Regions from separate parts of the Homo sapiens genome. Here region 2 is linked to region 1. A link is an interaction called in ENCODE POLR2A ChIA-PET data of the cell type or tissue named here. Cell type or tissue: IMR-90. All regions are shown on one strand. Links, peaks and the distances in the headings refer to the core of each region. The heading gives the core; the rest is flanking DNA. Region 1 overlaps SETDB2-PHF11 (SETDB2-PHF11 readthrough). Region 2 overlaps SETDB2-PHF11 (SETDB2-PHF11 readthrough).

Region 1 (6,313 bases), core at 362-5,361:
TTCCCATATTTTTCCTGCTTCAGAACAGTTTGTATATGATAAAAATTAGCCGTTCTCTGAAAGTTTTGTACAATTCATCTGTAAAAGTTTATGGACCTAGTGTACTAGCAGTGAAAAAAATTTCATATCTCATAAAAAAAAATTGAGTAACTGCTTAAGAAAAAGTTGAGTAGCTTCCCATATTTTTCCTGCTTCAGAACAGGTTTGTGTTTGATAAAAATTATCTATTCTTTGAAAGTTTTGTACAATTCATCTGTAAAACTTAATGGACCTAGTGAACTAGCAGTGAGGGGTGGGGATGTGTGGCACACATCTCTAGTAATATCTTCAGTGTTTTGAGCCTATTTGGTAATTTATATTTTCCTAGAAAATTGTTCAGTTCGTCTGTGCTCAGGTTCATTGACATAAAACTGTCTGAATTTTAAAATGTTTAAAATCTCTTCAGTAGCTAGAGATCTATCTTCATTTGTTATTATTTATTTTGTTGCTTTTTTCCCAGCTTCTTTAATTGAATGTTTAAGTCAATATTTTCATTTTGCTAATAAAATTTATTTAAGGCCTAAATATCTCTTGGCATGCTGCTTTGGCAAAATCCTTCAGGCTTTGAAATGTATTACTTCAACCGATCACCATTTCTAAATGTTCTTAAATTTCTCCTTTGATTTCTTCTGTAAACCATATACATTATTTGGGAAATTTGATTTTTTAATTTCCGCAGGTAGTATGGGGTGGGGGGTTGATTTACTACATTCAGTGACTATGCTCTGTGTAAACAGTCTTTTGGAATTTGTTGATAATTCCTTTTGGTCTCATAATAGTTTTTGTAAATTTCATGCTTTTCCTCCCACAAGAAGTATTTTCTGTTGGGTGCAGGGTTCTATATATTTTTTGGATTAAGCTTGTTAATTTGTCATTTAAATCCTTTATACTCTGGTTTTTTACCCACTTTATCTCAGTTCCTTAGATTTGTTACTTCATCACCAAATTGTGGATCTGTGCATTTTCCTTTTAATTTTGCTTTATATATTTCAGAGTGATGTTATTTGTACATAAAGGGTCATGAATATTAAATCTGGTGAATTGTTCTGTCAGCATAAAATATTTGTGTCTTTTATTGATTTTCATATTCAACTCTTATTTGATACGTTTCTTCTTATAATTGCAGATGTCTTTTTCCAGTCTCTTCGTTTTCAGCCTTGCTGTGACATTTTGTGTAATTTAAGTGGGTCTCTTATTTTAAAATATCATATCTGGGTTTTGCTTGCCATCCAATCTGAGAGTCTGCCCTTTAATAGGTAATTCACCTTTATTGTGATTATTGACATATTTTGGCCTTATTCTTGTCATTATTTAACAAGCTTCTCTTTGTATCTTTTATATCTTATTTTTCCACCTGTTTTTTGGAACAGAGTCTTGCTCTGTTGCCCAGGCTGGAGTACAGTGGCGTGATCTCGGCTCACTGCAACCTCTGCCTCCCAGGTTCAAGCAATTTTCCTCCCTCAGCCTCCCAAGTAGCCCAGATTACAGGTACACACCACCACACCCAGCTAATTTTTGTATTTTTGGTAGAGATGGGATTTCGCCATGTTGGCCAGGCTGGTCTTGAACTCCTGACCTCAGGTGATCCACCCACCTCAGCCTCCCAAAGCGCTGGCATCACTTTTATTTTTAATTGAGGTTAGCCCCAAGTTTTCTTTGTTCATTTTTTTTTAAGTTGATTAACTTTACATTTCACAGTTCTTAAATTTATGTTTTCTTAACAAAGTGTACATTTAGTCAGTTTTGATAAGGCCCCTGTAAAGAAGAAGTTAGCATGCTTCTACTTTGCTTTCTCTCATCTTGAAACAATCCCTTCCATCTCTCCTCCAGAAAAGAACATAATCTCTCATGATATCTTTAAGAATTTTTCTTTCATTTGTTATTAAATTCAGTTTACATTTAACATTAATGTGTTTTACTCATTTATTTGCTCACTATTGCTACGTATACCTCAGTGCTTTCTTATAGGTTCATTTTTCATCATCAGATACTTATTTCTTTCACAGTCTCTGAGTGACTCTTTGAATGTCTGCAAATGTCTTTTTTTCATCTTTAGTATGGAAAGATAGCTTGGCTGGATATAGAGTTCTGGGTTCATACTGACTTTGCTTTAACATTTTGCATCTGACATTTCTGATGAGAAATCTCATTACTAGTCTAATACACCTTCCTTTTAGATAATCTACATTTTTCTGGAAACATCTAAGACTTTGTGTTTTTGATATTCTGAAGTTAGTCACGGTTTGTCTAGCGATGTGTGTTAAGAATTTTATCCTGGTTGGTACTCAGTGGATTCAGTTTGCTTATGTGTTTTCCAGTTCTGAGAAATTCTTGCTCATTATTGCCTCCTCTCCATTTTCTCAATTTTTTGCCTCCTCTTGTTTCCTTGCTCTGTGTTCTTGGTGAATTACTCAACTCAGTCTTCCAGCTTACTAACTGGCTCTTCATGTTAGTCTGTTCTGTCATTCAGTCATCTATTGAGTTTATTTCAACAACTGTTTTTATATCCAAGATAGCTAACTGGCTTTTTTTCAAAATTGTGTGTTATTTCATGGATGAGATTTCCTTCTTTAGCTCAGTCTCTTTCATAGTGTAGCCTTCTTCAGATATTTGAGGACTCTCAGTTGTGCATTAATCTCCTCTGAGAGGATTCCTGCCCATCGTTTTGCTGTTGTGATTGTGGTTGCCATCATCTCTATAGCTTCCCATCTGTTTCCTTTCCCCAGAAGGGCCTTACTGACTTGGCCCTTAGAGAGTTCCCTTTTTGTTTTCAGCATGGCTATATATATATATTTTAAATCTCCTAACATTTCCATGGTTTGGTGTGGAAGTGGCAGAAGAATTTACAGTATCTTGACTAACATCTTGAGAATTAAAATTGTTGATCTATTTTTGACCTATTATTCTACCTCCAGATATGTTATCCTAGGGAAATTGCCAGAGATATGTATAAAGTATATTTATTTTAGCATTATTTATTATACTAAAAATTAATCTATAAAGGAAAACAATCTAAATATCGAATATAGAGGTTTATATTATTAATTAATATTTTTATTAAAATTTAATTATTAAAATATTTAATGTACTATAATGTATGCGTTATTGACCAAAGTATGTTATACAGCCAGTTGTATTATACAAAAATATTAGTGATGGAGGAAAATGCAGGAAATGTTTTTAATGAAAGATTATAAAAAATTAAATATACTACAATCCAAATTTTTGTTTTAAAACTACATTCTGAAAGAATAACAATAATTGGTAGTATTCCTTGAATCTTTCGTATGTCAGGCACATTATATGTAATTAAGTCTTGTCCTCAGAACAACCTGTGAGATAGTTAGTATTATCCCCTTTTTAAAAGGTTTATAAAAGACTTATAAAATGGAGATAGTAATATAAATACAAATATATTAAATATGGGTGATAGGATTGGGTGGGCCTTCTCTATTATTTCTAATTTTGATACTTTACATATTTTTTCCAGATAACATAATGTTTTTTTGTAATGGTTCATGCTGTTTTAAAAGATCAAGCTGTTATAACAATATCTTATTTCCTTATATATACATATATATATATATATATATATATATATGTGGTCCTTTACAAATATGCACTATTCTTTATTGTTTTCCTTACAGAATGTTTCATCCATTTGTGGACCAAAAGATGGAGTTGGTTTTTATTTTTAAAAAGATAATGTTAATGATCTGATACCACTACAAATATTTACGTGAGAAGATTCATGGACTTGTCTTTTGGTTGGACTGTCACTCATTTCTGAAAGTTTCTTCAGCCACAATTTCTATTTGAAAATTCAAGTATCAAAGGATACCAGGTTTAGAATGGTATAATGATGTATTTTGTCTGAGGACTGCAAATTTTATAGAGACCACAGTTGGATTCCAGTGATATTCTGCAATCAAAGTGATTTGATAAACCTAATTTTGAAGCATTTTATATTTATAAGCGACATCAAAAGATGGGAGAAAAAAATGGTAGGTTGAAGAACACACTGTTACACTTTATATCTAAAAGTATAAAAGTATATAGACAATGTAAGCTGATGTGGAATTGTCAAGGTTTTGCATTGCGAGGAACTTTTCTGAATTAGAGGGAATTAAGGGTTTATTCTTGTATAGCCACCAATTTTGACTGTCTTTATCATTAGTTGTGAAAAAATTGACTTTTTTGTAAACTTTTTTTTTTTTCTTTTTTTTTGGTGATGGAGTCTCTGTCGCCCAGGCTGTAGTGCAGTAGCACAATCTTGGCTCACTGCAACCTCTGCCTCCTGGGATCAAGCGATTCTCCTGCCACAGCCTCCTGAGTAGCTGGGATTACAGGCATGTGCCACCATGCCCAGCTAATTTTTTGTATTTTTAGTAGAGATGGGGTTTCACCATGTTGGTCAGGCTGGTCTCAAACTCCTGACCTCATGATCTGTCCACCTTGGCCTCCCAAAGTGCTAGGATTACAGCACTTGCACCTGGCCAAAATAGGTGAGCCACTGCACCTGGCCAAAATACTTTTAGTGTTACAGAAAAATTGAGAGGATTGCAGAGTTCCAGTAAACCTGGTACTTAGCTTTATCTATGATTAACATTTTACATTTGGATGCTACATTTGTTACAATTAATGAACCAATATTGGCACATTATTATTAACTGAAGTCCATAGTATATTCACGTTAGTTTTTACCTGATGTCTTTTTCCATTCCAAGATCCCATCCAGGACACCACATTCCATTTACTTGTCATGTCTGCTTAGGCTCCTCCTAGCTGTGATAGTTTCTGAGACTTTTCTTGTTTTTTATTTTTTTGGGATTTTGTATCCAAATATTTTGTAAGATGCCCCTCTGTTGGAATTATTGTCTGATGTTTTTCCATAATTTGACTGGAGCGATGGGTTTTGGGGAGTGTGATCTCAGAGGTAAAATGTCATTTTCATCACATCATATCAAGGGTACATGCTGTCAGCATGATTTCTCAGAGTTGATATTGAACTTGATCAACAGAGCTTGAGCTGGCTAATGTAGGTGGTGGTATCAAATTTCTCCACTGTAAAGTTACTCTTTTTCTCCCATTCCCTGCTATACTCTTCGGAAATAAATCACTATAGGTAGCCCACAGTTAAGGAGTGGGGATTTATGCTCCCCCTCCTTAAATGTGGAATATCTACGTTAATTATATTTGGAATATTTCTGCAGGGGAGATTTATCTCTCTCTCTTCTTCCCTGTTTATTTATTCAGTTAATCATTTATATCAGCATGGACTCATGGCTATTTATTTTATACTTTTTGAGTTACAAGCCAGTACTACTTTATTTATTTTGTTTTTCAAATTGTCCCGGGTTTGGCTATTGGGAGCTCTTTCAGTTGGCTCTTTTTTTTCTTTTTTTTTTTAAGATGGCGTCTCACTCTGTTGCCCAGGTTCATGTGCAGCAGCGCAATCTTGGCTCACTGCAACCTCTGCCTCCTGGGTTCAAGCAATTCTCTTGCCTCAGCCTCCTGAGTAGCTAGGATTACAGGTGTGTGCCGCCACGCCCAGCTAATTTTTGTATTTTTAGTAGAGATGGGGGTTTCACCATATTGGCCAGGCTGGTCTCGAACTCCTGACCTCAAGTGATCCACCCGCCTTAGCCTCCCAAAGCGCTGGGATTACAGGCATGAACCACCATGTCCTGCTCAGTTGGCTCTTGTGTCCCTTTGATATACCGTCATCAGTGTAGGTATTTTTTATTTGTCTTTGTTTTATAGCACTTCCCTTTTGGCACTCGAAGATTGCTCTAGATTGCTCTCGTATATTTCTTACGCATCTTAGAGTGAGCCATTTCTTGAATAACCTGTCAATATTTTTATTGGAAAATGGTATTAGAAACCAAGGTCTGAATGATAGGTGTATTTGTTGTTACTGGAGTGTCCTTGTTTATAGGCCCTTTCAGCTGGCAGAGCAATGAAGTATATATATATATACTAACTTATATATACACAACTCATGGCTATAAATATTTCTATATGTAACTGTTTGTATCTGCCTTAAGCTAACCATGAAATTACGCTGATGTTTCCAACTCTAATCTATTACCACGTGGATCATTTTAGTCTCCTCACCTTATCTGTATGCTCCCACTCCAGTAGTAAAAAACTTAGTTCCCATCACCCACCATCCATTTACTTAATTGTTCAATTCCAGTATATATATGTAGCAGTATCAGAATTGTTAACCCTTGACTGGGCACCGTGGCTTATACCTATAATCCCAGCACTT
Region 2 (6,313 bases), core at 612-5,611, 53 kb after region 1:
ATTCTGCAATCTTGTCGGGTCAGGCTCTGTGAGTCCTCAGGGTTGCTAAACCCCCCTAGAAAGGAGCCTGGAAAGCCCTGCTGACTATTCTTGGTCCCAGCTACTGATGAAAACCAATGGGCTCTTCCCTAAAATACCTCAGCCTTCATGACACACCTTTAGGTATCCCTCCCTCTCTGAATCTGTACAGTTCCTGAGTTCAGATGGTGAGGGATACCAAACTGTCCAAATGTATGTGGTCCATGAGTTTCGGATAACACATAGCAAGAGTTCAGATAGTGAGAGATGCCTGTCTGTGTAAAAGTCCTCAGTGTGACTCCCATAGTGAGAGATGCCTGTGTAAAAGTCCTCAGTGTGACTCCTCCAACTGCAGAGAATTACACACTTCCTCCAGTCTAGAAGATCAAAAGAGCTAGAAGAGCCGAAATCCATTAAGACACTGTGATATGGGGGGATTTAGCAGGAAAAAGCCACTAGGGAGAACCTGTGGGTCCCACCCCATGTTTTTAATCCATCTGCACTGAAGACAAACTCTGGGTCTAGCACAGCAGTGTTGTCAGCATATCTGTCTTGTCTGTCTTGTTCTTCTCTGTATTCCCCGTTGTCAGAGAATACAAACCACCTCTGTATTCCCAGATGCCAAGACTCTTGGAACCCAAGTACTTGGGAGCTCAGCTCAGGTATCAGTGACTTGACAGCTCTGCCCAGTGCACAGAAACAAGCAATGTTGTACAAAAATGTTCAGCCCTTATACAACAAGAGGCAGCTGCATATCCTGTCAGATAGTATCGCTTTTAATTTGGGAGTCACCAACTTTTGTTTTTTTTTTTTTTTGGTTTTTTTTTTTCTGAAATGGAGTTTTGTTCTCATCGCCTAGGCTGGAGTGCAATGGTGCGATCTCGGCTCACCGCAACCTCCACCTCCCAGATTCAAGCGATTCTCCTGCCTCAGCCTCCCGAGTAGCGGGGATTACAGGCATGCACCACCACGCCTGGCTAATTTTGTATTTTTAGTAGAGACGGGGTTTCTCCATGTTTGTCAGGCTGCTCTTGAACTCCCGACCTCAGGTGATCCGCCTGCCTCGGCCTCCCAAAGTGCTGGGATTATAGGTGTGAGCCACTACGCCCAGCCCCACTGGCTTTTTTTAAGCCTGTACTTTACAAGTTTTAATGTCTGTTTTGAGTGTCCTTTAATAAGAACACAGTATTCTATCAAAGTAGATTTTGGGTCTGAGGTAATTAGAATATTGGGATGTTTTTCCCCCAGTTTCATCCTAGGGCAGGGGACTTTGTGTTGTCAAATATTAACATATATTCTAAAACATTGAAAATTTTAAGTGTAGCATTGTTCAATGGAATAAAACAGAAGCACAGGAGGAACAGATCCAACTATATGAAAAGGAGATTTTAAATTAGTGGCTAACCATTATGAATATAAGTTAGATTCCCATCTCATACATTACAAAACAATTTATTCTATGTTCATGAATAGTTTAATTCTTTTTTTGTTTCATTTTGTTTTGTTTTTTTGAGGAGTTTCGCCCTTGTCGCCCAGGCTAGCATGCAGTGGTGCAATCTCAGCTCACTGCAACCTCCTCCTCCCAGGTTCAAGTGATTCTCTTGCCTCAGCCTCCCGAGTAGCTGGGATTATAGGTGTCCGCCACCATGCCCGGCTAATTTTTGTAATTTTAGTAGAGACAGGGTTTCACCATGTTGGTCAGGCTGGTCTCGAACTCCTGACCTCAGGTGATCCACCCGCCTCGGCCTCCCAAAGTGCTGGGATTACAGGTGTGAGCCACCGCGCCCGGCCAATATTTTAATTCTAAAATTAAATTAAGGCAGGACATGGTGCCTCATGCCTGTAATCCCAGCACTTTGGGAGGCTCAGGAGGGAGGATCACTTGAGCCTAGGAGTTCGAAACCATCCTGGACAACATGGCAAGATCCCTCCTCTACACAAAAATTTAAAAATTAGCTAGATGTGGTTGCATGCACCTGTAATCCCAGCTACTTTGGAGGCTGAGGTGAGAGGATCACTTGAGCTGGGGAGGTTGAGGCTGCAGTGAGCCATGATCATGCCACTGCACTCCAAGCTTGGGTGACAGGGCAAGACCCTGTCTCAAAATAAATAAATTGATTAATTAAAATAAATTAAAATTCTAGAAGAAAACAGAGGTAAGTGTTTTCTATGTCCATCTCACCCAAGAGCAGAAATCATAAAATAAATGATTGTTGTAATTTCATCAAGTAAAACATTTAAATATTCTGTATATCAAAGAATATTATAAACAAAGTTAAAAGACCACATATATGACTAACAAAGGGTTAATACCCTGACTGTTATAAACCAATAAGAAAATAATAATTCAACAGAAAAATGGGCTAAGGACATGAGTGCCTTAGAGAAGAAATGGGATTGTGACCTTACTGCATGTTACATTCGTAAGTCCAGATTATGATCCACTTCTCTCTGCATTTCGTGTTCTTTCCTTTGACTTCATCATCTAACCTTCTGTCCTAACTGTACCTTGATAATACGTTTATTTGTTTGTTTGTTTTGAGACGGAGTTTCACTCTTGTTGCCCAGGCCACAGTGCAGTGGCACATTCTTGGCTCACTGCAACCTCTGCCTCCCAGGTCCAAGGGATTCTCCTGCCTCAGCCTCCCGAGTAGCTGGGATAACAGGCATGCACCACCACGCCTAGCTAATTTTTTTTTTTAATGTAGTAGAGATGGGGTTTCACCATGTTAGCCAGGATGGTCTCGATCTCCTGATCTTGTGATCCACCCACCTCGGCCTCCCAAAGTGCAGGGATTACAGGCGTGAGCACCGTGCCCGACCAAGATTGACCTTCTTAAACAACTTTGTCATCATGTGCTTCTCCTGCTCAGACATCCTCCTTGGCAGCCTTTCAACACGTTTCTCAAATCCTTTCCCAGCTTCCTGTGCAGCCTTTCCTCCTCAGCCTGGCTGCCTTACTGTCTCAGCTCCGATCTCTGGGCCTTTTCCCATATGGCTGCTTCCCTCTACAGTGTTCCTCCTAGCCCATACCCCAACCCACCCCACCTTTCCCTCCTCTCCAGGTTGTACCAGTTCCAGGCCCCTGCCCTTGACAATACTCCTTCCCACGAGGAGCACTTCCTCGGCTACCTCCTTAGCGTGTATTGGAATTCCCACTCACTTGGCAGTTGCACTTTGTGACACTTAATTCTGCCATTTTATTTTCCTAACTGCTATTTAGTCTCCCTGTTTATTTCGTAAGCTTCTTGCAGACACCAGTTCTATCTCACCACATTTCTTTACGTCCTCTGCTCTACTATTCACTAGAGGAGCCCCTCACCACAGATAGCTGTTGAGCACGTACAATGTGACTGGTCCTATTGAGACATGCTTTAAGCACAGAATACACACTGGACTTCAAAGACTCTGTACAAAAGAATGAATAACTTTTATATTGACTAAATGTTGAAAGGATGTAAGTTCTTTGACATATTTGGTTGCATAAAGCACATTATTAGCTTCACCTGTTTCTTTTTTGGGTTTTTTGTTTGTTTGTTTGTGTCGTTTTTGAGACAGAGCCTCATTCTGTTGCCCAGGCTGGAGTGCAGTGGCACAATTTCAGCTCACTGCAGCCTCTGCCTCCTGGGTGCAAGCAATTCTCGTGCCTCAGCCTCCCAAGTAGCTGGAATTACAGGTGTGTGCCACCATACTGGGCTAATTTTTTTGTATTTTTAGTAGTGACATGTTGGCCAAGCTGGTCTTGAACTCCTGACCTCAGGTGATCCACCCACCTCAGCCTCCCGAAGTTCTGGGATTATAGGCGTGAGCCACTAGGCCCAGCCTCCTTTTTGATTTTTTTAATGAGGCTCCTAGAAAGTTTTCAGTGATATCTGTGGCTCACATTTGTGTCTTGTTATATGTTTCTTGTTGGACAGCATCGGTCTAGAGTGCACAACATAGTGACTCAAACACAAGAAATGCTCTCAGGCTGGGTGCAGTGGCTCACACTTGTAATCTCAGCACTTTGGGAGGCCAAGCAGGCTGATCTTGAGCCTAGGAGTTTGAGACCAGCCTGGGCAACATAATGGGACCCCTGTCTCTAAAAAAAAAAATAACAAAAATTAGCCAGACATGGTGGCCTATATCTGTGGTCCCAGCTACTGAGGTGGGAGACTGAGGTGGGAGGATCACTTGAGCCCTGGAGGCAGAGGTTGCAGTGAGCCATCATTGCGCCACTGCACTCCAACCTGAGTGACAGAGCGAGACTCTGTCTAAAAAAAAAGATACTCCCCAGCCCCCCGCCCGGCCAGCCGCCCCGTCCGGGAGGTGAGGGGCGCCTCTGCCTGGCCGCCCCTACTGGGAAGTGAGGAGCCCCTCTGCCCGGCCAGCCGCCCCGTCCGGGAGGGAGGTGGGGGGTCAGCCCCCCGCCCGGCCAGCCGCCCCGTCCGGGAGGTGAGAGGCGCCTCTGCCCGGCCGCCCCTACTAGGAAGTGAGGAGCCCCTCTGCCCGGCCACCACCCCGTCTGGGAGGTGTACCCAACAGCTCATTGAGAACGGGCCAGGATGACAATCGCGGCTTTGTGGAATAGAAAGGGGGGAAAGGTGGGGAAAAGATTGAGAAATCGGATGGTTGCCGTGTCTGTGTAGAAAGAAGTAGACATGGGAGACTTTTCATTTTGTTCTGTACTAAGAAAAATTCTTCTGCCTTGGGATCCTGTTGATCTGTGACCTTACCCCCAACCCTGTGCTCTCTGAAACATGTGCTGTGTCCACTCAGGGTTAAATGGATTAAGGGCGGTGCAAGATGTGCTTTGTTAAACAGATGCTTGAAGGCAGCATGCTCGTTAAGAGTCATCACCACTCCCCAATCTCAAGTACCCAGGGACACAAACACTGTGAGAAACACCCAAGAATGATAAATAAAAAATAAATAAAAAAATAATAAAAAAATAAATAAATAAAAATGAAAAAAAAAAAAAAGATACTCCCAAATTTTTGGTTGTTAGACATGAATGAAAAAAACAGCTAGCTCATTCCGTCTGAGCAGTTTTCACTCTATCTTACCCTTTTTTCTTGCTTGGTGGGAAGCTGGGGACTGTTAATTTGTGTCCCCGGTAGGTGGGACCCAAATCCAAGAAACAGAAATTAAAGAAGAAACTGATCAGAATGTGAAATAAACGCTAGCTCCAAATGCAGCCTTCTGACTTGGTGAAATGAAAGACCTAACTTAAAGAGACAGAGAAGAGATCTGGATAACAGAAGAGACTTAGGGATCACTTAAGCAGTTAACCTCATCTAAATTGAAAACTTTTCCCATTAAATGGTAAAATAAATCTTTCTTTCAAAACTAAAATTTGAAAATTATAAATAAAAGCTGTTTTCTACTACAGAAAATCAAAGGAAGTAAGAGGATGAACATTGCAATGGGCAAAAAAATCTTAAACGAATTCTTGTGGCCAAATAGCAAATAACCAGTTCAAAAACTTTGCCTCTTACTGACACATGGGTGGAGATCTCAACAGCTGGCTTTCTTCTCCCTCTCTCTGCCTCTTGCCTTTTCTTCCTACCTCTTCTTCCCTTAGATTTCTTTCCTTTTTTCCATTCTTCGCCTTAAAAAAAAAATCTACTTCCTACCTTCATGTATCTTTCCTAATCATGATATTGAATTAAAGCACACTTAAAGTACATTGCTCATTTATGTCTTTAATTCTCATAGAATTTATTTTTGAATACAGTATGGCATTAGGATTCTAACTTTTTAAATAGATAATTAACCAGAGCACTATTTCTTAATATGCCATTGTTTTCTTCTTCATTTGTAGTGACAATAATGATTATTATTGAGAGCTTGCTATGGGCAAAGCAGTGTTTTGAGAGGTTTGCCTGTATTTAAATTCCTGGTTGTGTTTCTTGAATAAAGGTCTTCCTCATTTTGGCCAGGCACAGTAGCTCGTGCCTGTAATCCCAGCACTTTGAAAATGCCAAGGCAGAAGGATCACTTGAGGCCAGGAGCTTGAGAACAGCCTTGGCAAGGTAGCAAGACCCCGGTCTCTAAAAAAAAAAAAAAAAAAATTAGCTGGCTTTGGTGGCATGCACCTATAGTCCCAGTGACTTGAGAGGACCACTTGAGGTTGGGAGTTCAAGGCTGCAGTGAGCCACTGCACTCCAGCCTGGTCAACTGAACAAGCCTCTTGTCTCTACATTTTAAAAAGAAGAAGTTATCCTCATTATTAGGCATTTAGAAGTGAACTCATTAATTCTTTTCTTCTATTAGCATAGTAAAAAATAAAAAATAAATAGCTTTTTCACTTGGG

The links. Peaks named below come from ENCODE experiments on the same cell type or tissue, not always from the same donor. Only the 100,000 strongest peaks of a DNase experiment are listed, where the experiment ranks them.
Region 2: POLR2A ChIA-PET joins it to region 1 with 5 read pairs; 29 of 35 experiments call an interaction of 5 or more read pairs at or near these places.

The regions. Positions count from the first base shown.
Region 1 is chr13:49,447,867-49,454,179 of GRCh38, forward strand. It overlaps SETDB2-PHF11 (SETDB2-PHF11 readthrough), which reads left to right. Exons shown (of 21, transcript NR_135324.2): 2 at 3,687-4,043. It overlaps SETDB2 (SET domain bifurcated histone lysine methyltransferase 2), which reads left to right. Exons shown (of 14, transcript NM_001160308.3): 2 at 3,687-4,043. The coding sequence starts at 4,028. Among named protein-coding and RNA genes, the nearest start is that of SETDB2-PHF11, 6.7 kb to the left of the region's middle. In IMR-90, for the core only: no CTCF peak of the experiment used is centred there; no DNase peak of the experiment used is centred there; H3K27ac peaks cover 307 bases.
Region 2 is chr13:49,500,182-49,506,494 of GRCh38, forward strand. All of the region lies in intron 12 of SETDB2-PHF11 (SETDB2-PHF11 readthrough), which reads left to right. All of the region lies in intron 1 of PHF11 (PHD finger protein 11), which reads left to right. Among named protein-coding and RNA genes, the nearest start is that of PHF11, 7.4 kb to the left of the region's middle. In IMR-90, for the core only: no CTCF peak of the experiment used is centred there; a DNase peak (open chromatin) is centred at 2,910; H3K27ac peaks cover 691 bases.